Linked DNA regions of Homo sapiens: region 2 is linked to region 1. Evidence: read pairs that join two places in POLR2A ChIA-PET (ENCODE). Cell type or tissue: Caco-2. All regions are shown on one strand. Each heading gives the region's core, and the rest is flanking DNA. Links, peaks and the distances in the headings are about the cores only. Region 1 overlaps KASH5 (KASH domain containing 5). Region 2 has its middle 26 kb from the start of MIR4324.

The links. ChIA-PET counts read pairs that join two places held together with the same protein. Peaks named below come from ENCODE experiments on the same cell type or tissue, not always from the same donor. Only the 100,000 strongest peaks of a DNase experiment are listed, where the experiment ranks them.
Region 2: POLR2A ChIA-PET joins it to region 1 with 7 read pairs; 2 of 35 experiments call an interaction of 5 or more read pairs at or near these places.

Annotation. Positions count from the first base shown.
Region 1 is chr19:49,394,774-49,404,716 of GRCh38, forward strand. KASH5 (KASH domain containing 5) reads left to right here. Exons shown (of 20, transcript NM_144688.5): 4 at 333-519; 5 at 996-1,060; 6 at 2,878-2,944; 7 at 3,209-3,370; 8 at 4,252-4,369; 9 at 4,684-4,734. Among named protein-coding and RNA genes, the nearest start is that of KASH5, 11 kb to the left of the region's middle. In Caco-2, for the core only: no CTCF peak of the experiment used is centred there; a DNase peak (open chromatin) is centred at 5,379.
Region 2 is chr19:49,277,751-49,287,693 of GRCh38, forward strand. No RefSeq gene overlaps it. Among named protein-coding and RNA genes, the nearest start is that of MIR4324, 26 kb to the right of the region's middle. In Caco-2, for the core only: no CTCF peak of the experiment used is centred there; no DNase peak of the experiment used is centred there; H3K4me3 peaks cover 194 bases.

The DNA of each region.
Region 1 (9,943 bases), core at 1,032-9,031:
AACTTGGGGGACGTTGATGGAAGAGGGCAGAGTTTTGGGGTCGTGGGATAGGGGAGGGAGGCAGCCACCATGGTGGCGTGGGGCATGGCTGATGCTGTCCCTATGTCCATCCCCTTTGGTTTACCCTGTGATGGGGGGATGACTGGGCCCCATTTCCAGGTGAAAAAGTGGACTCAGAGGAGGGGAAAGGGCTTGCCCAGTGTGTCTCCACTGGGCCATGGAGCAGGAGTGCCACCAGCCTAGCCAGTGACATCCTGGTCCCAAGCTGCTGCCAGTCCATACCCATCACTCCCCACCTGCCCCAGACCCCCTCACTGCATGCTCTGTCACAGGCACTGTGGCTGTGGCCCAGGTGCTGGCCTACCTGGAGGCTGTGACAGGCCAGGGCCCCCAGGATGCACGCCTCCAAACATTGGCCAACAGCCTGGACCCCAATGGGGAGGGCCCTAAGGCCACTGTGGACTTGGACACTTTCCTGGTTGTCATGCGTGACTGGATTGCTGCCTGTCAACTACATGGGTGAGTCCCCACATCTTCATCCTCCTCTGGGAAGTCCTTCCTAAGATCTAACCTCATACCTGCTTACTGGAGCCAGCATCCTTTAGGCCCAAGGACCTACTGTGTTTGGAATGAGGCTGTGGAGAGAAAAATGAAGAGACGGGATTCAGAGGGGGTAGATAGGGAGTCTGAGGACAAAATAATTTGGATGAGGAAGCAGAGGGGGTCTGGGAGACAGAAATAAAATGGGGCTGGAGAAGGGAGGAGTTTGGGGCTGACAGAGGTCCCTCCCCAACCCTTCACCAAACCCACTCCTTGCCCCTCCTGCTTTTCCATCTGGCCACGGGCACTTGCCATCTGGCCTCACCCTCCTACCCTGTGGTGCCAGCTCTCACCTGACCCGGTCCCCTCCTCCCACCTGCAATCCCCCTGCCTGTGGCTGGTGAGGACTGAGGGGCAGCTACAGTGGGGCGCTAAGCCTCATCCCTTTGATACAGGGGATTAGAGCTGGAAGAGGAGACCGCCTTCCAGGGAGCCCTGACCTCCCGGCAACTGCCATCTGGTGAGATTGCTATATATAGAATGAAGCAGGCAGGCCCTGGGTCAGACAGTGTGGGGACTTACCACCCAGGGCAGAGCAAGGGATAGGGTAGGAACCAGGGACCTTTACTGTAGACTAGAGCTGTGAGTGTGGCTTTCTAGGTCCTCCGTCCCTTCCTTCCGTGAGCTTTGGGTTTCTTTTCTTCAGAGGGTGGTTTCCAACTCGTTCTCCTCACACCAGCCCTATTAGAGAGGCCTACGAGGCCCCGCCTACCTCTGCTCCATCATTAACATCACCTCTCCTCACTCTAGTCCAGGAATTCACAGGCCCACTGGTCTTGCTGCCCTTCCTCGAATGTGCCCCACTTCTGCCCAGCACAGGTCCTTGCTCAGGCTGTTCCCCTCCACTCCTTGCTCCCCACCCTGCTGGACTTTTTTTTTTTTTTTTTTTTTTTTTTTGAGATAAGAGTTTCACTCCTGTTGCCCAGGCTGTTGTGCAATGGCGCAATCTCAGCTCACCGCCACCCCCGCCTCCTGGGTTCAAGCAGTTCTTCTGCCTCAGCCTTCCGCATAGCTGGGATTACAGGCATGCACCACCACGCCCAGCTAATTTTGTATTTTTCATAGAGACGAGGTTTCTCCATGTTGGTCAGGCTGGTCTCGAACTCCCGACCTCAGGTGATCCAACTGCCTTGGCCTCCCAAAGTGCTGGGATTACAGGCGTGAGCCACTGCGCCAAGCCGTCATCCACTCCTCTGGCAAAGGGGAAGCCCTGGTATGCCCCTGGCTAGAGTTCCTTGCTCCCCATGCTCACTCCTAGACTTGTAGGCCTTTCCATTGGAACATCCACCTGCAGAGGAAATCTGATTATCTAGTTAGCCACTGGCACCTGGGTTTAGTTGGCTGGTTTGCTCACCATTGTATCCCCAGGACCTCACACATAGGAGGTGCTCCATAAAAAAAGTGGTCATGATTACAGGCGTGAGCCTGTAATCCCAGCATTTTAGAAGGCCAAAGTGGAAAGAACATTTGAGCCCAGTAGTTTGAGACCAGCCTGGGCAACATAGTGAGACACCATCTCTACTAAAAATAAAAAATTAGCTGAGTGCGGTGGCATGTACCTGTGGTCCTAGCCGGGACACTGAGTCAGGAGGATCGCTTGAGCCTGAAAGGTCAAAGCTGCAGTGAGCCATGCATTGCACCACTGCACTCCAGCCTGGGCAATAGAGCAGGATCCTGTCTTTTAAAAAAAAAAAAAAAAAATGGTGGTCATGTTCCATTTCTCTAGCCATACAAAAAACGGTGGGGAAGGAAGTTCTCTTCAACCTCCTTCATCAGGCTTGGGGGCCCAGGGAGGGCTGCAAGCAGAGGAGGGACTAGAGGCCAGAAGGCCAGAGAAGAGGCTCTGGTGAGGATCCAAGAGGAGAAAGCAAGGGCCGGGGCATGGAGACAGAGAGGAGGGGTGGAGCAGAGAGTCAGGGGCAGGAGGGAGAAGTCTGGGCTCTGCTGGACTGGGGGTGACAGGGAGCAAGGGAGCCAGGTCCGCCCAGTGGCTGAGTGGTCGGTGGGGGATCTGGGAAGGGGAAGGTGAAGTGCTGCCCAGTGTTGGGTGTAAAGAATGTGGGGAGTTAGGGTTATCTGGGAGATCCAGCCTGAGCTCAAGGTAGAAGACAAGCAAGAGGGCTTTACAGTGGGTATAACTGCAGCCCCAAAAGCCCATGAGATTCTCCAGAGCACAGGTGAGGGTGGAGGCAGATGGAGTCCAACCTCAGAGCCCTGGGGCACTTTACGTTTAAGGGTTCCAGGGAAGCCAACATTCTCTTGGCTCTCTCCCTCCAGGATGCCCAGAAGCTGAGGAGCCAGCCAACCTGGAGAGCTTCGGAGGCGAAGACCCCAGACCCGAGCTGTACCTATCCTCACACCCCTCCCTGACCCTCCTGCCCACACCCTGTCCCCTCCAGCCTGCCGAGGCCCGGGTAGGGCTTGGGATCCTTCAGGGAAATGAATGAGGGACGGGGCTTTGCTGAAAGTTCAGGGAGAGCAGAGGAGTCTCTCTCCTGTTTATCTTTCCCCAAAAGAGCCACATCTCCCCACCACCAGCACCTACCTCGACCCGGGGAAATGAGTCAGGGGCTGTGGACAGTGACCTGAACCCCTTCCTTGCCCCTAGACAAGCCACAGCTGACCTGCTGAGCAGCCTGGAGGACCTGGAGCTCAGCAACCGACGTCTGGTTGGGGAGAATGCCAAATTGCAGCGGAGCATGGAGACAGCTGAGGAGGGGTCAGCACGCCTTGGGGAGGAGATCTTGGCTCTGCGTAAGCAGCTTCACAGGTGGGCTGGATGCCACACCCACCCTCCCCAGCGCCCCTGCCTCCGTCCTCCCTGCAGCAGCCGGCCTCTATCTCCCATGCTCGTGTCTGCATCCTGCTCTTTGACTCTGTACCTGTCCTTTCTTTTCCCTTTTCTGTTTTTATCTTTTGTGTCTCTCTGATTCTTATCTCTCAGCCTCTGTTTTGGTCTTTTTATCTTTCCCTTGAGGGTTCAGACTTCTCTCTCTCTCTTTTTTTTTTTTTTGAGACAGGTTCTCACTCTGTCACCCAGGCTGGAGTGCAGTGGGGGTGATCACAGCTCACTGTACCCTCCGCCTCTGGGCTCTAGCGAGCCTCCCACCTCAGCTTCCCAAGTAGCTGGGACCACAGGCCCACCACCCTGCTTGGCTAATTTTGTTTTATTTTTTATAGAAATGAGTTCTCACTGTGTTGCCCATGCTGGTCTCAAACTCCTGGGCTCAAGCCATCCTCCCGCCTTATCCTCCCAAAGTGCTGGGAGTACAGGCCTGAGCCACTGCACCCAGCCTAGATTTCTCTCTTTATTCTTTAACTCTCTGATTCTTCATGTCACTCGCCCTTTCATCTCTCTGTGCTTTGTCATTCTTCATGTTTATCGTGGTCTCCCTGTTCTAGTCCCCCACTCTCTCTAGGTCTCTTTCCCACTTCCTCAGTCTTTTAGGTTAAAACTGGGTCTCTGTGCCCACACCAGGTCTCCTTCTCCTCTTTTCTCTCTGGGTCTCTGTCCTCCCCTCTCTCTGGGTCTCTGTCCCTGCCTACCACCTGGGATCTCTCTGTTGCTAGTGTCTCTCAGAATGGATCTGTCTCTGTGCTTCTCTGCCTTCCTCCCTCTCGTATGGCTCATCTGCCCCCACCCGCATTCAGCACCCAGCAGGCCCTGCAGTTTGCCAAGGCCATGGATGAGGAGCTGGAGGACCTGAAGACTCTGGCCAGGAGCCTGGAGGAACAGAATCGCAGCCTTCTGGCCCAAGCCCGGCAGGCGGTGGGTCTGGCCCAGGGGAAGGAAGGTGCCCTCTCTCTTCTTTGTTTCCTGGAGTCAGGGCGGCAGAGTGTGACTATGGAGTAGGAAGGGGCAGAGGTCACCTGGCTTTCTCCCTCTCTCCAGGCCCTGCTCACCCTAGACTTTTTCAAGCTTACCTGCCATCCTTCTCATGACAAAGGAGACAGCAGGAGCCATCAGGGCTTCCCAGACCCATTCCCCCAGGCCCTGGTTGTGTTTTCAGGGGTGGGAGAAGGGCAACATGGGGGCAAGGAGGCTAGAAATGAAACCTTTGTCCTCTCTCTGGGGTTGGTCAGGAAAAGGAGCAGCAGCATCTGGTGGCTGAGATGGAGACTCTGCAGGAGGAGGTGAGCGGAGGCCCAGCACCACCCCCACCCCTTCCCCAGTCCTTAAGGTCTTCTTGACACCACTCCCTTCTGCCCCCAACACCCCAGCAGCCTGTCTTGGGGAGACCTCAGAATGTCAGTAGTGTGGGAATGTCCCTGAGGTTATATCACACTGTGAGAACAGCCGTGGTTTACAAGAGTGTGAGGCATGGGGTCAGCCTACATGGCTTCAGGCTGAGGCCACCTACATAAGAGTGGACCAGTGCCTCCCTTCTCTGTGCCTCAGTTGCCTCACCTATAAAGATGAACAAAACAATGGCATCTGCCTCAGTGGTTTGTGTGAGACTTCAACCGAAGGATACTTGCAAAGTCTTGGGCACAAGGTAGGACACATAGGATGTGCTCACTAAAAGTTATCTAGCATTGTTTCTATATTAGTATTTTTTACAGTGAATAAAACAGCCAGGCACAGTGGCTCATGCCTGGAATCCCAGCACTTCGGGAGGCCTAGCTGGGTGGACCCCTTTAGCCTAGGAGTTCGAGACCATCCCGGGCAACATGGCAAAACCTTGCCTCTACAAAAAATAGAAAAATAAGCCAGGCATGGTAGTGTGCACCTGTAGTCCAGCCACTCAGGAGGCTGAGGTGGAAAGACTGCACGAGCCCGGGAGACAGAGGTTGCAGTGAGCCAAGATTGCATCATGGCATTCCAGCCTGGATGACAGAGCGAGAGCCTCTCAAAAAAAAAAAAAAAAAAAAAATTGGATTTGAAGTCAACCTTGAGTTCAAATCCCATCTCCGCCACTTACACAATAGGCAACCTTTAAGCATGTGACTTCTCCTTCTCAAGCCTTTACTTTTAGTTTCTTTTTTTTTTTTTTCTTTTTTTTTTTTTTGAGACAGAGTTTCATTCTTGTTGCCCAGGCTGGAGTGGAATGGCGCGATCTTACCTCATGGCAACCACCGTCTCCCGGTTCAAGTGATTCTTCTGCCTCAGCCTCCCAAGTAGCTGGGATTACAGGCATGTGCCACCACACCTGGCTAATTTTGTTTTTTTGTTGGTTGGTTGGTTTGTTTGTTTTAGTAGAGACGGGGTTTTTCCATGTTGGTCAGGCTGGTCTCAAACTCCCGACCTCAGGTGATCTGCCCACCTCAGCCTCCCAAAATGCTGGGATTACAGACATGAGCCACCACACCTGACCTACTTTTATTTTCAAAGAACTGGAAGAAGGGTATCTGTTCAGTAGGCTTGTTTTGAGGATTGACAGCATTTCACTGAGGGACTAGCAAACAATATGAAGAGACTGAGTTCAGCTTCACATTTAATTCAAGCCCCGTTCCATCCAAGACAGAAAAACATCATCTTAGTTCATTCTGGGCCCACCTAATTTTTTTTAGATTGAAACAAACTCATCAATTGACAATGAAACCTGTCACCACCCCCGACCTCAAGGTGGTATCTAAGTTGCAGGAGACTGATGCAGGAGCCTAGTGCTCTAGGAGGCTGCTGATCCTCACTCAATGTTTCTCCTCTCTGCTGTTCATGAGATTGATGGGTTTTGTCCAAGCGTTTGTCACCACTGTGTGCTGGCATCTACTGTGAGGCCCGCATTGCCTTTGGATCTCTGGACATACCATCTTCTTCATCTTCTGGTGGTGATCCCTTATCTGGGCTGGGACTCTTACTCCACCACTTCCACACCCTTCCAGAGCCAGGGAGGTGATTTGGCTACTTTCCTGTGAAAGGGAAGAGGCTGGGGTCACTGCCCAAAGCCCCTGCCTCATTTCCCCAGGCCAGGGTGGGTGCTCATGGTGGGGAGATGTGGCTTCTCTGGGGAAAGAGAAACAGGAGAGAGATTCCTCTGTTCTCCCTGAGCTGTTAGCAAAGTCCCTGTCCGTCACTCATTTCCCTGAAGGATCCCAAACCCCACCCAGGCCTTGACAGACTGGAGGACACAGGGCTGGGGTGGGCAGAGGTCTGGAGAGGACCCACCAGTGAGGCCTCTTTGCTTTCACAAGAAAGTAGCATCTCTATTATTCTCACACCGTGATGATTCTGAGAGTGCTCTGGGAAGTACACGCAAGGCCTCTCAGATCACAAGACTTCCAGGGCTCTGCGGTTCTCCATCCATACCCTCCACCCCTCATAGCTAGCCCTGGGTTAGGGGAAAACTCTGGGCTCATTTTCAGCCTATTCTCTTCTCTGTCTGTCCTGCATTCCTCCCCCAGCTCTAAGGATCTCTGCCTAGTCCAGACAGATCATGTATTCCCAAAAAATATCTTTGTCCTACATGTGCAGTGTTTTTTACACTGAAATCCAAAATCTTTCTGCTATTTTCTGGCTCTTCCATGAAAACTCACCCCCTTGGGGCAATGGGAATCTCACAGCAGGATGGCTGTACCATGTGAGACATGGAATGCAGCAGGATGTGACAGTTTCTTTCAGAACATCCCTTTTTAAGAATGAAAAAGTTGCCAGGCGCAGTGGCTCACGCCTGTAATCCCAGCACTTTGGGAGGCCGAGGTGGGTGGATCACCTGAGATCAGGAGTTCGAGACCAGCCTGGCCAACACGGTGAAGCCCCATCTCTACTAAAAATAAAAAAATCAGCCGGGTGTGGTGGCACACACCTGTAATCCCAGCTACTCGGGAGGCTGAGGCAGGAGAATCGCTTGAACCCAGGAGGCAGAGGTTGCAGTGAGCCAAGATGGTACCAGTGTACTCCAGTCTGGGCGACAGAGCAAGACTCAGTCTCAAAAAAAAAAGGAAAAGAAAAACTTTCCGGCTGGGCATGGTGGCTCACACCTGTAATCCCAACACTTTGGGAGGCCAAAGCAAGATTGCCTAGGCCAGGAGTTCGAGACCAACCTAGGCAACATAGTGAGAGCCCGTCTCTATAAAACAAAAAAAAACAAAAAAAGTAAATAAAAGAATGAAAGGCCAGGCACAGTGGCTCACGCTTGTAATCCCAGCATCTTGGGAGGCCGAGATGGGTGGATCATTTGAGGTCAGGAGTTCGAAACCAGCCTGACCAACATGGTGAAACCCCACCTCTACTAAAAATATAAAAATTAGCCAGGCGTGGTGGCAGGCGTCTGTAATCCCAGCTACTTGAGAGGCTGAGGCAGGAGAATCACTTGAACCCAGGAGGCAGAGGTTGCAGCGAGCTGAGATTGTGCCACCGCATTCTAGCCTGGGTGACAGAGCGAGACTCTGTCTCAAAAAAAATTTTTAAAAATGAAAAACTTTCCCTGAAGCCCCCTGGCAGAACTTCCTGCCTTACAGTTCATTGCCATTCAGCCATTATAACCAGACTACATGGATAATATGGCCACTAATGGGTCCAGAACGCTCCAGGGAAGAGAACAAAGAAATGATGACTTCAATCTACACGACATTCATTTCCTTAACCAGAGGTTTAGAAGAAGGTGGTCTCTGGGAAGAAGGTGGTCTCTGGGAAGAAGGTGGTCTCTGGGAGGTTTGGTGGCTCCCTGGCTGCCTGTGGCCTCATTATTGCAGATGACTGCAACAGCTTCAATCTCATGTTCTCATTCAAAGTAGGAAAACGTGGGGCAAAGGGGAGCCATGAGGCTGGGCGCGGTGGCTCACACCTGTAATCCCAGCACTGTGGGAGGCCGAGGCGGGCAGATCACAAGGTCAGGAGATCGAGACTATCCTGGCTAACATGGTGAAACCCCCGTCTCTACTAAAAATACAAAAAATAAATAAATAAATAATTAGTTGGGCATGGCGGCGGGCCGCTATAGTCCCAGCTACTCTGGAGGCTGAGGCAGGAGAATGTCGTGAACCCAGGAGGCGGAGCTTGCAGTGAGCCGAGATTGTGCCACTGCACTCAGCTTGGGCGACAGAGCAAGACTCTGTCTCAAAATAAAAAAAAAGGGGGGGGGCAGCCAGGAAATGCCCCTCTCGTGGCTCCTTTCATCAGAAGCCTCTCACCCCACCCCCAGCAGCTCTTACATCTCACTGGCCAGAACTGGCTGACATAACGCCCCCAGCTGCAAAGGAGCCCAGGAGAATATGTGACCTTTTTCAGCCTCTAGAGTGGCAGGTGAACAAGTGAGAAGGGGTGAGAATGGCTGCTGGCTTAGCTAACCAGCTGAGCTTCCTGCATCTGCCAAGATTTCCACCTTGACTCACTCCCATGGCTGGGGCTGGGACCCATCTGCCCTCAGACAGAGAGAGTAGATCCCTCGACAAAAGCAGAAGGAGTAAGCAGGGTAAATAGCAACCAGCAGTCTCATCTCTACCTCCTCCCCACCAGGAAGGCCTGCTGCCAGGTTGAGTGCCTTGAGCAGCATCTGGGACACCCTCGGCCCTCGATAAACTGGAGCTATTCTTGGTTCCCTCCCCTCTACCTTCCCCCTCCACACAGCTGCCTACAGAGCATCTATAGATTGAGTTCTCAAGTTACAGTAGAATAATGCTGGAGTAACAAGACACTCAGACACTGAAGATCCAGGCAGCCTTCCTGTGGAGAACCTACAGAGCTGTCTCAGGTTACTGCAGAAGGAGGCAGGAGCAGCTGAGTAACCAGGTTCCCTGCCGAGTGGCCCAGGATCTGGCCTGCAAATCCCTACCAGGTGGACAGATGTTGAGACAGCACTCCTTTCCCGTCCTTCCTCTGCCCTTCACCTGGCAGCCCAGGCCCACTGAGACAGAGGGAGAGCAGCTGATGGAGGACTTGGAGCTGGCTGGAGGGAGGGAGAGGCTGGCCTTGGTGTATCCCCTGGAGTGCCAAGAGGAGGGGCGTGGTGAAAGGGAACTCTGGACTGCCTCCATGCCCCAAAGTGCATTTCCCCAGTGACCACCTCGCTTTGAAACCCTGTGCAACTTGATAGGTTTTTGGTGCCCCTAAACTTTAGACTGGAATCTGGGCCATTTTATGTTCAGGTCCCATTTCATGGCTGGCATGGGCTGCCCTCTCCGGCCTATTGTTTTCCCAGCTAACTGCCCTCAGCCTTGAAGACTCAGCAACGCCTCCTCAGGAAGCCTGTTAGTGCTCCCATGGTACCCAGGCTGTAGGCCTCACCAGAGCCCACCTCGTGCATTGTTACCCGCTTCTGCATCCATCGCCACCTCTAGAGCCTAATTCCCTTTGTGTCCCATTCTCACCCAGGGCTGTGTCTGGCTCACATGAGAGTCTGAGGATTATAAACAGAATTTGGAATCACACAGATTTAGGTTTGAGTCCATTTACCATGTGACCTTG
Region 2 (9,943 bases), core at 1,151-9,150, 120 kb before region 1:
TAAAACTACAAAAATTAGACAGGAGTGGTGGTGCACGCCTGTAATCCCAGCTATTCGAGACGGCTGAGGCAGGAGAATCGCTTGAACCTGGGAGGCGGAGGTTGCAGTGAGCCGAGATCGCACCATTGCACTCCAGCCTGGGTGACAAGAGCAAGACTCTGTTTCAAGAAAAAAAAAAAAAAATCACTAGAAGATGGGGCCCAACGATCTGTTTAACCAGCTTTCCAGGTGACTTTCAGCATACTAAAGTTTGAGCAGCACTGGCTTAGGATCACAGAAAAAATAAAGAGCGCCTCAATTTACTTTCTGAAGCTAGCATAACTTTAATGCCAAAATTTATAAAAAGTAGAAAAAAACCCCTCATTTACAAAGACGAGATGAACAAGCTAAATATTAGCAAGTAGAATCTAGAATATATCAAAAGGATAATACATTACACCTAAGTAGAATTGATCCCACAAGGAGAGTTCAATATTTAAAATTCTATCAACAAGTCCACTAAATGCTAAAAAGCCATTTGGCAAAATGCGGCAGTTCTATGAATATACTAAATATCATTGAATTGTAAACTTTTTTTTTTGAGACGGAGTTTTGCTCTTGTCCCCCAGGCTGGAGTGCAATGGCATGATCTCAGCTCACTGCAACCTCTGCTTCCCAGGTTCAAGAGATTCTCCTGCCTCAGCCTCCCAGGTAGCTGGGATTACAGGCACCCAACACCATGCCCGCCTAATTTTTGTGTTTTTAGTAGAGGTGGGGTTTTGACATATTGACCAGGGTGGACTAGAATTCCTGACCTCAAGTGATCCACCCACCTCGGCCTCCCGAAGTGCTGTGATTACAGGAATGAGCCGCCATGCCTGGCCGAATTGTAAATTTTAAATAGGTTGATTGTGTGGTATATGAATCACATTTCAATAAAGCTGTCACAGAAGACTATCTTAGGCCTCTGGACAAAAGGGAGCTTGGGAGTGTCTGGTAGACATCTCTGATAGCAATAACTTTCCTTAACCCTACCCTTATGGCAGATACACCTGACAGCAATAACTTAAGCTGCCTCTGAGAATGAGGGTTGCCACGTAGAGGTTGCTAGGGGAGGATGCTAAGTGAAAGTGCCCTATGAACTGCATTTTTTTTTCTTTTTTTTGAGACAGAGTCTCGCTCTGTCACCCAGGCTGGAGTGCAGTGGTACCATCTGAGCTCACTGCAACCTTGCCTCCCAAGTTCAAGCGATTCTCCTGCCTCAGCCTCCCAAGTAGCTGGGACTACAGGCGCCCGCCACCATGCCCAGCTAATTTTTATATTATTAGTAGAGACGGTTTCACCATGTTGGCCAGGCTGGTCTCGAACTCCTGACCTCAAGTGGTCCACCTGCCTCAGCCTCCCAAAGTACTGGGATTACAGGCACGAGCCACCGAGTCTGGCCTGAACTGCATGCTTTTTGCAAATGGTTGTAGTTCTCCTGTCCAGTCCACCACCACTGGCCCATGCTGCAAGTTCCCCCAAATAAGCCCTGTGTTTTGTGTGCTGGCTCTGGGTCTCTTCTTCAGCCTCTTGAACTTGGTGCCATGGCTACTGAAGTTAACAGGCATTTGGCACGACAACCGATGATCCCAGCAGGAGGTTGGAGAAAATCCTGTGCACGCAGAGTCGATGGGATTGGAGAGGAGAATATCATCGGGGGGCATCTCGGGCTGGCTGTCCACGTCTGTGTGGGGCCCAACAGCCACTATCCTTGATGGATGAGGCCCAAGGCATGGGTACAGAGATGCCCCCAAAACACTGAAGGGTCTGGAAGAGCTATTGCAGGAGGTGGATCTAACTAAGCAAAAGTTAGATGCCTGAGCTGTGGCAGCTGCGGTTGGCTGGCCACTCCTGACTGTGCTCTGAGCAGCCTCGGGGGCCGGGCTCATGGCGCAGGTGAAGGTGCATCCATTACAAGATGAACTGCGATGACAAAGAGATGCCTAATTAGATCAGACTGAAACATCAGAGACCGACTGTCCTGCCTGCAGGCACGGGATGACAAAATGGAGAGACCCTGGCTTGTCAGGTATGGTCCATTTGAAAAGCTGCTGGCTGCTATGTCAATGAGTTAGGGCCCTCATGACTAAATCATCCTGGGACCCTAAGTTCTGGGACCCCATGGAGAGCTCTAGTGGGGAAGAGAGTGAGGCCTGGGATGAGCTCATGGAGGTGCCCATCCTCTCTGCACGTTTGCTGGTCAACACCAAGATGAAAGCCGACCAACCACAGACATAGGGGGTCACCCTGCAAGACTTGCCCCTGCCTGGAAGACACCATAGTGCGGGATTCCACGGCTGTGGAGTTGGTGGAGCTGGGAACTAGGTTCAGGAAGAAGGGCAGAGAGTCGGTCACAGGGTGGCTTCTCTGTCTATGGGACATGGAACAGAGATGAGTGAAATGGCATCCATCACCAACCATCCAGCCCTGAGGCGGTGCCTCGATGGCACCAATAATGACGATCGGGCCACCCCCTCCTTAGCCGGGTGGTTGCAAGCTGCAAGGCAGCCTGGCCAAATGAAAGGAATGTCCCAGCTGGGTGCAGTGGCTCAGGCCTGTAATCCCAGCACTTTGGGAGGCCGAGGCAGGAGGATCATGAGGTAGGGAGTTTGAGACCAGCCTGGCCAATATGGTGAAACCCCGTCTCTACTAAAAATACAAAAATTAGTCGGGTGTCGTGGCAGGTGCCTGTAATCCCAGCTACTCGGGAGGCTGAGGCAGAAGAATCGTTTGAACCCGGGAGGCGGAGGTTGCAGTGAGCTGAGATGGAGCCATTGCACTCCAGCCTGGACAACAGGGCGAGACTCCATCTCAAAAAGAAAGAAAGGAATGTCCCCACATCTCCTTTGTGATGACAGATTATGGAGGAATTGAGGGACATCCTCTGGGAATTAGGGGTGATGCTTGCTATCTACACTGAGCATTACCGAGGCCCTGACAAGGAGCTTTTCACTGCGGGCATGAGAAATGCCATCTTACAGTAGGCACACTACCAATGGTGTGGCACACTGGCGTCTATCTTGAGTCCCTTCATAGGAATCACTTGAACCTGGGAGGCGGAGGTTGCAGTGAGCCAAGATCGTGCCACTGCACTCCAGCCTGGACCACAGAGTGAGACTCCGTCTCAGAAAAAAAAAAAAAAGGCAAAAAACCAAGAATGCATCCAGGAGGCAAGGTGGCTTACGCCTGTAATCCCAGCACTTTGGGAGGCTGAGGTGGGCAGATCACGAGGTGAGGAGTTCGAGACCAGCCTGACCAACATGGTGAAACCCTGTCTCTACCAAAAATACCAAAAGTTAGCTGGGCACCTGTAATCCCAGCTACTCTGGAGGCTGAGGCAGGAGAATCGCTTGAACCCGGGAGGTAGAGGTTGCAGTGAGCCGAGATCGTGCCACTGCACTCCAGCCTGGTGACAGAGTGAGACTCCATCTCAAAAACAAAACGAAACAAAAAAACAAGAATGTACAGGCTGTTCCCAGCGGATACTGGAGCTGAATGCACTCTCGTATGTGGTGACATCCGTGGTTCCAGTGGCCTATAACAATAGATGGTCGGTGGGGGCGGGGGTCGTGAAAGTCAGACAGGTTGAGCTAGTATTACAAGTTAGGAGACTGCTGCCCAAACCCTATTTAGTATACAGAGCTCCTATCCCAGATTACATCTTGGGAAGGGCTGTCTCATCAGGACTGTGACCCTCTGAATTGCGACTGAGTTAGGATGGTGAGGCGCGTGATCAAGGGGAATGCGAAATGGACACCAGCACAGCTGCCAGCCCCTCTGTGAATAGCAGCATTGAAACGACAACACCTGGCCGGGCGCGGTGGCTCACGCCTGTAATCCCAGCACTTTGGGAGGACGAGGCAGGCGGATCACGAGGTCAGAGGATCCAGACCGTCCTGGCTAACACGGTGAAACCCTGTCTCTACTAAAAGATACAAAAAATTAACCGGGCGCGGTGGCGGGTGCCTGTAGTCCCAGCTACTCCGGAGGCTGAGGCAGGAGAATGGCGCGAACCCGGGAGGCGGAGCTTGCAGTGAGCTGAGATCGTGCCACTGCACTCCAGCCTGGGCGACAGAGCAAGACTCCGTCTCAAAAAAAAAAAAAAAAAAGAAAAGAAAAAAGAAACGACAACACCTGCCAGGAGGTCATGATGAGATCATAGGGACTGAAAAGGAAAGAAGTCTGGGTAGACATTATAAGACCAGTGAACAGCCCATACAATAGCCCTGCATGGCCCATGTGGATGCCTGATGGGACACGGAGAATGACATATTACTGGGAGTTCAACAAAGCCGTCCCCCTAATGTATGCAGCTGTTCTCATATCGCCTCCTTTCTTATGAGGATAAGAGAGGGACTGCACGCACCTCATTTTGTCATTGCATTCACCTGGTATATTAGTCCGTTTTCAAGCTGCTATAAAGAACTGCCCAAAACTAGGTAATTCATAAGGGAAAGAGGTTTAATTGACTTACAGTTCAGCATAGCTGGGGAGGCCTCAGGAAGCTTACGATCACAGCAGAAGGCAAAGGGGAAGAAAGGCACCCTCTTCACGAGGCCGGGCGAAGGGGGGAAGAGCCCCTTATAAAACCATCAGATCTCGCGAGATCTCACTCCCTGCCACGAGAACAGCATGGGGGAAACCGCCCCAATGATTCAATTACCTCCACCTGGTGTCTCTGACACGTGGGGATTATAGAGATTTCAACTCAAGACGAGATTTGGATGGGGACACAAAGCCTAACCCTAGCTGGGCGTGGTGGCGGGCGCCTGTAATCCCAGCTGCTCAGGAGGCTGAGGCAGGAGAATGGTGTGAACCTGGGAGGCGAAAGTTGCAGTGAGCCGAGACCACGCCATTGCACTCCAGCCTGGGCAACAGAACGAGACTCCCTCTCAAAAAAAAAGCCTAACCTTTTCACCTGGGAAGGAGAACAATATACCTTTACTGTCTTGCCGCGGGGATATTTCCATAGCCTCACTATCTGTCAACGCCTAGTGGCCACAGACCTCAGTAGATGGACTACCCTGGAGAGGGTACATGTTTTCCTTTACATTGATGTTAAATTCTGAGTCTTTTGCCAGCTAACTTCTGAGTCTCTATAGCCCTCACCTTGCTGTCTCACTTGGTTAACAGAGGATGGGCGGTCAATGCAGACAAAGGCAGGGTCCAGGCTTATCAGTCCAATACTTGGTGTCATCTGGTTGGGTAAGACTAACGGTGTTCAATTTGCCATTCTACATATGGTGCAGGCCTACCCACATCCTACACCACCAAAGTGGCTGCAAACCTTCTTAGTTCTTCTAAGGCCGTGGTGTCCTTTTATTTCCCATTTGGCTCAACTCCTTAGGCCACTGTACCACTTAGTCAAGAAGGGGGCCAACTGGGACCAGTGGCAAAGGCAAGGACACAAACTTGTACCTTTAGGATTCTGGTTCCAGCTATGGAAGGGGACTGAAGTTACAGTGTCAGGGAGCTATAATTCTGCACTACGTGTTATGCCTTACAGCAAGTGGAAGATGTTCCAAAGGGGTTCCCATGCTAGTACATACCCAGTACCCCATAGTAGGTTAGCTGGGATTACAGGTGCCCGCCACCACGCCCACCTAATTTTTGTATTTTTAGTAGAGACAGGGTTTTGCCATGTTGGCCAGGCTGGTCTCAAACTCCTGACCTCAGGTGATCCGCCCACCTTGGCCTCCCAAAATGTTGGGATTACAGGCGTAAGCCGCCACGCCCAGCCAGCCTGTGCATTCTTAGGTGACCAATATATAGTTAGCTAGCTCTATATGTGGCCGCCAGTCTCCAGACACTCAGCCACCATTGCTCTTATCGGGATCCTGAGGCCTTAGCCTTTATCCTAGTCGAAAGTAGGACACCTTCCAGAAACCAAAATCTGGGAATGCCCAGAAACAGATTGTGGCCAAATGGCACGCATGCCTGCAACAGAGGAGTACACGAACTAGCACAGGGTTCCGTTTGCTGCTTGGCCCTGTCACCTATGTGACAGCTGAAGGACAGTCTTTGACAAGGCACTGAGCCTCCACATATTCCCTCCTTTATATAAGAGGGACAGGCCCCAATTCCTGACCAGGCCTGGTACACAGATGGCTTGTCACGAGGCAATCCTTCCACCTGTATCCAGCTGTCCACTGAGAGTATCTGGCTCGATACAGGCAAAGGACATGTAGCCAATGGGCTGAGCTGCCTGGATGGTTTCTTCTAGGAGCCGGACCCAACAGTCCTGTGCACTGACATCTGGGCACCATCTTTAAGGGGCCCACCATGTGCCTACTACAAGGAGAAACACAGGATTGGATGGTAGCAGGCAGCCCCCTTTGGGGGGCTGATATAGAAGAACATTCTCCACTGCACCTGGGGGATGCATGTAACAGTCTAGCGTCTGGATGCCCACACTGCATAATATCCCTATTGTCTTACTCCAGCCTCATGTGACACTTTGTAGAGAGGGGGCCAACCTATTTGGTATTGCAAACCAAGCACCAGGCCACTCTCGGGGTGATGCTGTCTCAGAAGGACACAACTTCCTGTTTCTTGTAAAATGACCATGAGGCTGGGTGCAGTGGTACATGCCTGTAATCCCAGCACTTTGGAAGGCCGAGGTGGGTGGATCACCTGAGGCCAGCAGTTTGAGACCAACCTGGCCAATATGGCAAAACGCCACCTGTACTAAAAACAAAAAATTAGCTGGGCATGATGGCGGGCGCCTATAATCCCAGCTACTTGGGAGGCTGAGGCAGGAGAATCGCTTGAACCCAGGAGGCGGAGGTTGCAGTGAGCCGAGATCCAGCTACTGCACTCCAGCCTGGGCAACAAGAGTGAAACTCTGTCTCAAAAAGAAAAAAATGACCATGACTTGCCCCTTCTTGTACTCACTAAACATCTCACTTTTCACCCATAGATGGTATGCAGCAAACCTCTTGCCAGCTGAGCACAGACGGTGGTCTCTCTCCAGAACAAAACAGACTGTTGGGTCTGCAGAGAGCTGCCCCTCTCCTCCACTGCGGGCCTGCCGTGGTGCCTCGCAGCAGTTAACCTGAGTACCTGAAGCCACTTTTATATTCATTATTTTTTCTGTTGTAGTTTGTATTGCTGCTGTGGTGTCTGGCTGCAATGCTCCTCCGCATACCTGGCCCCAGGGAAATGGTGGAAGAACGGTACAAGAATGTGAGGGCCATTCAAAGGTATGCTAGAGTGGCCAGGTCGCAGTGGCTCACGCCTGTAAACCCAGCATTTTGGGAGGGCCGAGGCATGTGGATCACTTGAGGTCAGGAGTTCAAGACAAGCCTGGCCAACATGGTGAAACCCCATCTCTACTAAAAATACAAAAATTAGCCAGGTGTGGTGGCACATACCTGTAATCCCAGCTACTCAGGAGGCTGAGGCAGGAGAATCACTTGAACCTGGGAGGCGGAGGTTGCAGTGAGCCAAGATCGCACCACTGCACTCTAGCCTTGGCGACAGAGTGAGACTCCGTCTCAGAAAAATGAAAAACAAAAACAAAAAAAACACAGCAAGGTGGGTATGCTGGAGTGAGGGTATATGGTAGACGCACCTGGCAGCAATAACTTAAGCACACCCTGAGGATAAGGGCTGCCGCATGGAGGTTGCTGGGGGAGGGTGCTGAGTGAAAGTGCCATATAAACTGCATGCATTTTGCAAGTGGGTGTGGTTCTCCTGTCCAGCTCATCACCACTGGATCACCCTGTAAGTTATCTCAAATAAACCCTATTTCTCGTTTGCTAGCCCTGGGTCTCTTCTTCAGCCTCTTGAACGTGGCGCCATCCCTATTGAAGCGTCCCGCATGTCAGGGATGCAAATTAGAAAGCAGAATTAGGCCAGGTGCAGTGGCTCACGCGCTTTGGGAGGCTGAGGCGGGCGGATCCCTTGAGGCCAGGAGTTCGAGCCCAGCCTGGCCAACATGGCAAAACCCCTATCTCTACTAGAAATACAAAAATTAGCTGGGCACAGTGGTGTGCGCCTATAATCCCAGCTACTTGGGAGGCTGAGACATAAGAATCGCGTGAGCCCAGGAGGTAGAGGTTGCAGTAAGCCGAGATCGTGCCACTGCACTCCAGCTTGGGCAACAGAGCGAGACTGTCTCAAAAAAAAGAAAAAAAAAAGGCTGGGTGCAGGGGCTCACGCCTGTAATCCTAGCACTTTGGGAGGCCAAAATGGGCAGATCATGAGGTCAGGAGTTCGAGACCAGCAACTCTCGAGACAGGGCTACATGTGACTCTCGAGACTGTCTCGAGACTGTCTAGAGACAGGGCAACATGGTGAAACCCTGTCTCTACTAAAAATACAAAAATAGCTGGGCGTGGTGGTGCACCCCTGTAATCCCAGCTACTCAGAAGGCTGAGGCAGGAGAATTGCTTGAACCTAGGAGGCAGAGTTTGCAGTGAGCCAAGACCGAGACACTGTACTCCAGCCTGGGCAACAGAGCAAGGCTCTGTCAAAAAAGAAAGAAAGAAAGAGAGAGAGAGAGAGAGAGAGAGAGAGAGAGAGGGAAACACACTAAGAGAGAAATAAAATATTTTTTCTTTCTTTCTTTGAGATGGTAAGCCCCTACTTTTCAATCCCCCTCTCCCAAGTTCCACCTCCAAAACTGGACCGGGGATGGTGGGGAGGTAGGTGGGAGGGGCCTTGAGGCAGAAGGGAGGATGAGTGCCCTGGTTCCCAAAAGGGAGGAGGTTGAAGACCCAGACTATTTGATGAGAAGGAGGAGCCCACCGCCTTCTCTCTCCCATCCCCACATTACCCGATTCAATAGTGCAAGTCTTCAAGCAGATAGAGCATTTGGAATTTGGGGGGTGGATGGGCTGGCCTAATAGGGCACAGGAGCCAATGGGTGATGACACAGAGGTGCACGCCCCTCCAGCCCTCCTATCTTCAAGCTTGAAGAGCCAGACTTCAGAGGTCTGGAAACTTCAGATGCCTCTGCTCTTTCCTTTCTGCAGATCCACCTCTTGAGTCCTGCCTGCCAATGGTTGGGGGTGTCTTCTTTTCCTTTATCACTGAAACTTACCCGTGGGCTCTAAGCAATCTAAAAGCCTGAGATCTCTGAGCATTTAAGGGAAACCCATTCCCTGGATCTTTGGGAATCCCAATCACCTCTGTCCACAGCCCCCATCCCCAGCAGGTAACTGACAGGCCCCCCAGTCTCCTTTTGGGGAGTACTTCAGCACCCTCATGGCACTACCCTCCCACAAGTTCTTAAAGACCCACTCAGTGATCATCCACTGGGCAAGTTCAGTTGATTTGACCCTGGGATAAAAACCAGTGGTGCCCAGTACTGAGCAGAAATGGGACTCTTGGTGAGCTCAGTGAAACAGCTTGTTAGTAACTGGTTGTGGCACTGATTTACAGATGTACTCAGTCCACAACACAATGTTCAAACCTTGAGTGCAACCTCTTTTTAGAAATAATTTTAGACCTATAATAGGATTATCATGTATCAGTAGCAAGCACATTAATATCTTCCCCATCTTTGTTGAAGTCACCATTTCCCAGGTTTCCCTTGGCTAAAGGCCAGCCCGTGGATAATGCAAGCCTGGTAATCTAGTATCTGAGTTTGCCAGAGCAAGGGGAGGGCAGGAACTCAGGGCTGGACATTTAGCTTTAGAAAGACTGTGATATGGTTTGGCTGTGTCCCCATTTAAATCTCAACTTCAGTTGTATCTTCCAGAATTCCCATGTGTTGTGGGAGGAACCCAGGGGGAGGTAATTGAATCATGGGGGCTGGTCTTTTCCATGCTGTCTCATGATAATGAATAAATCTCATGAGATCTGATGGGTCTATCAGGGATTTCCACTTTTGCTTCATTTTCTCTCTTGCCACCACCATGTAAGAAGTGCCTTTCACCTCCCGCCAGGATTCTGAGGCCTCCCCAGCCATGTGGAA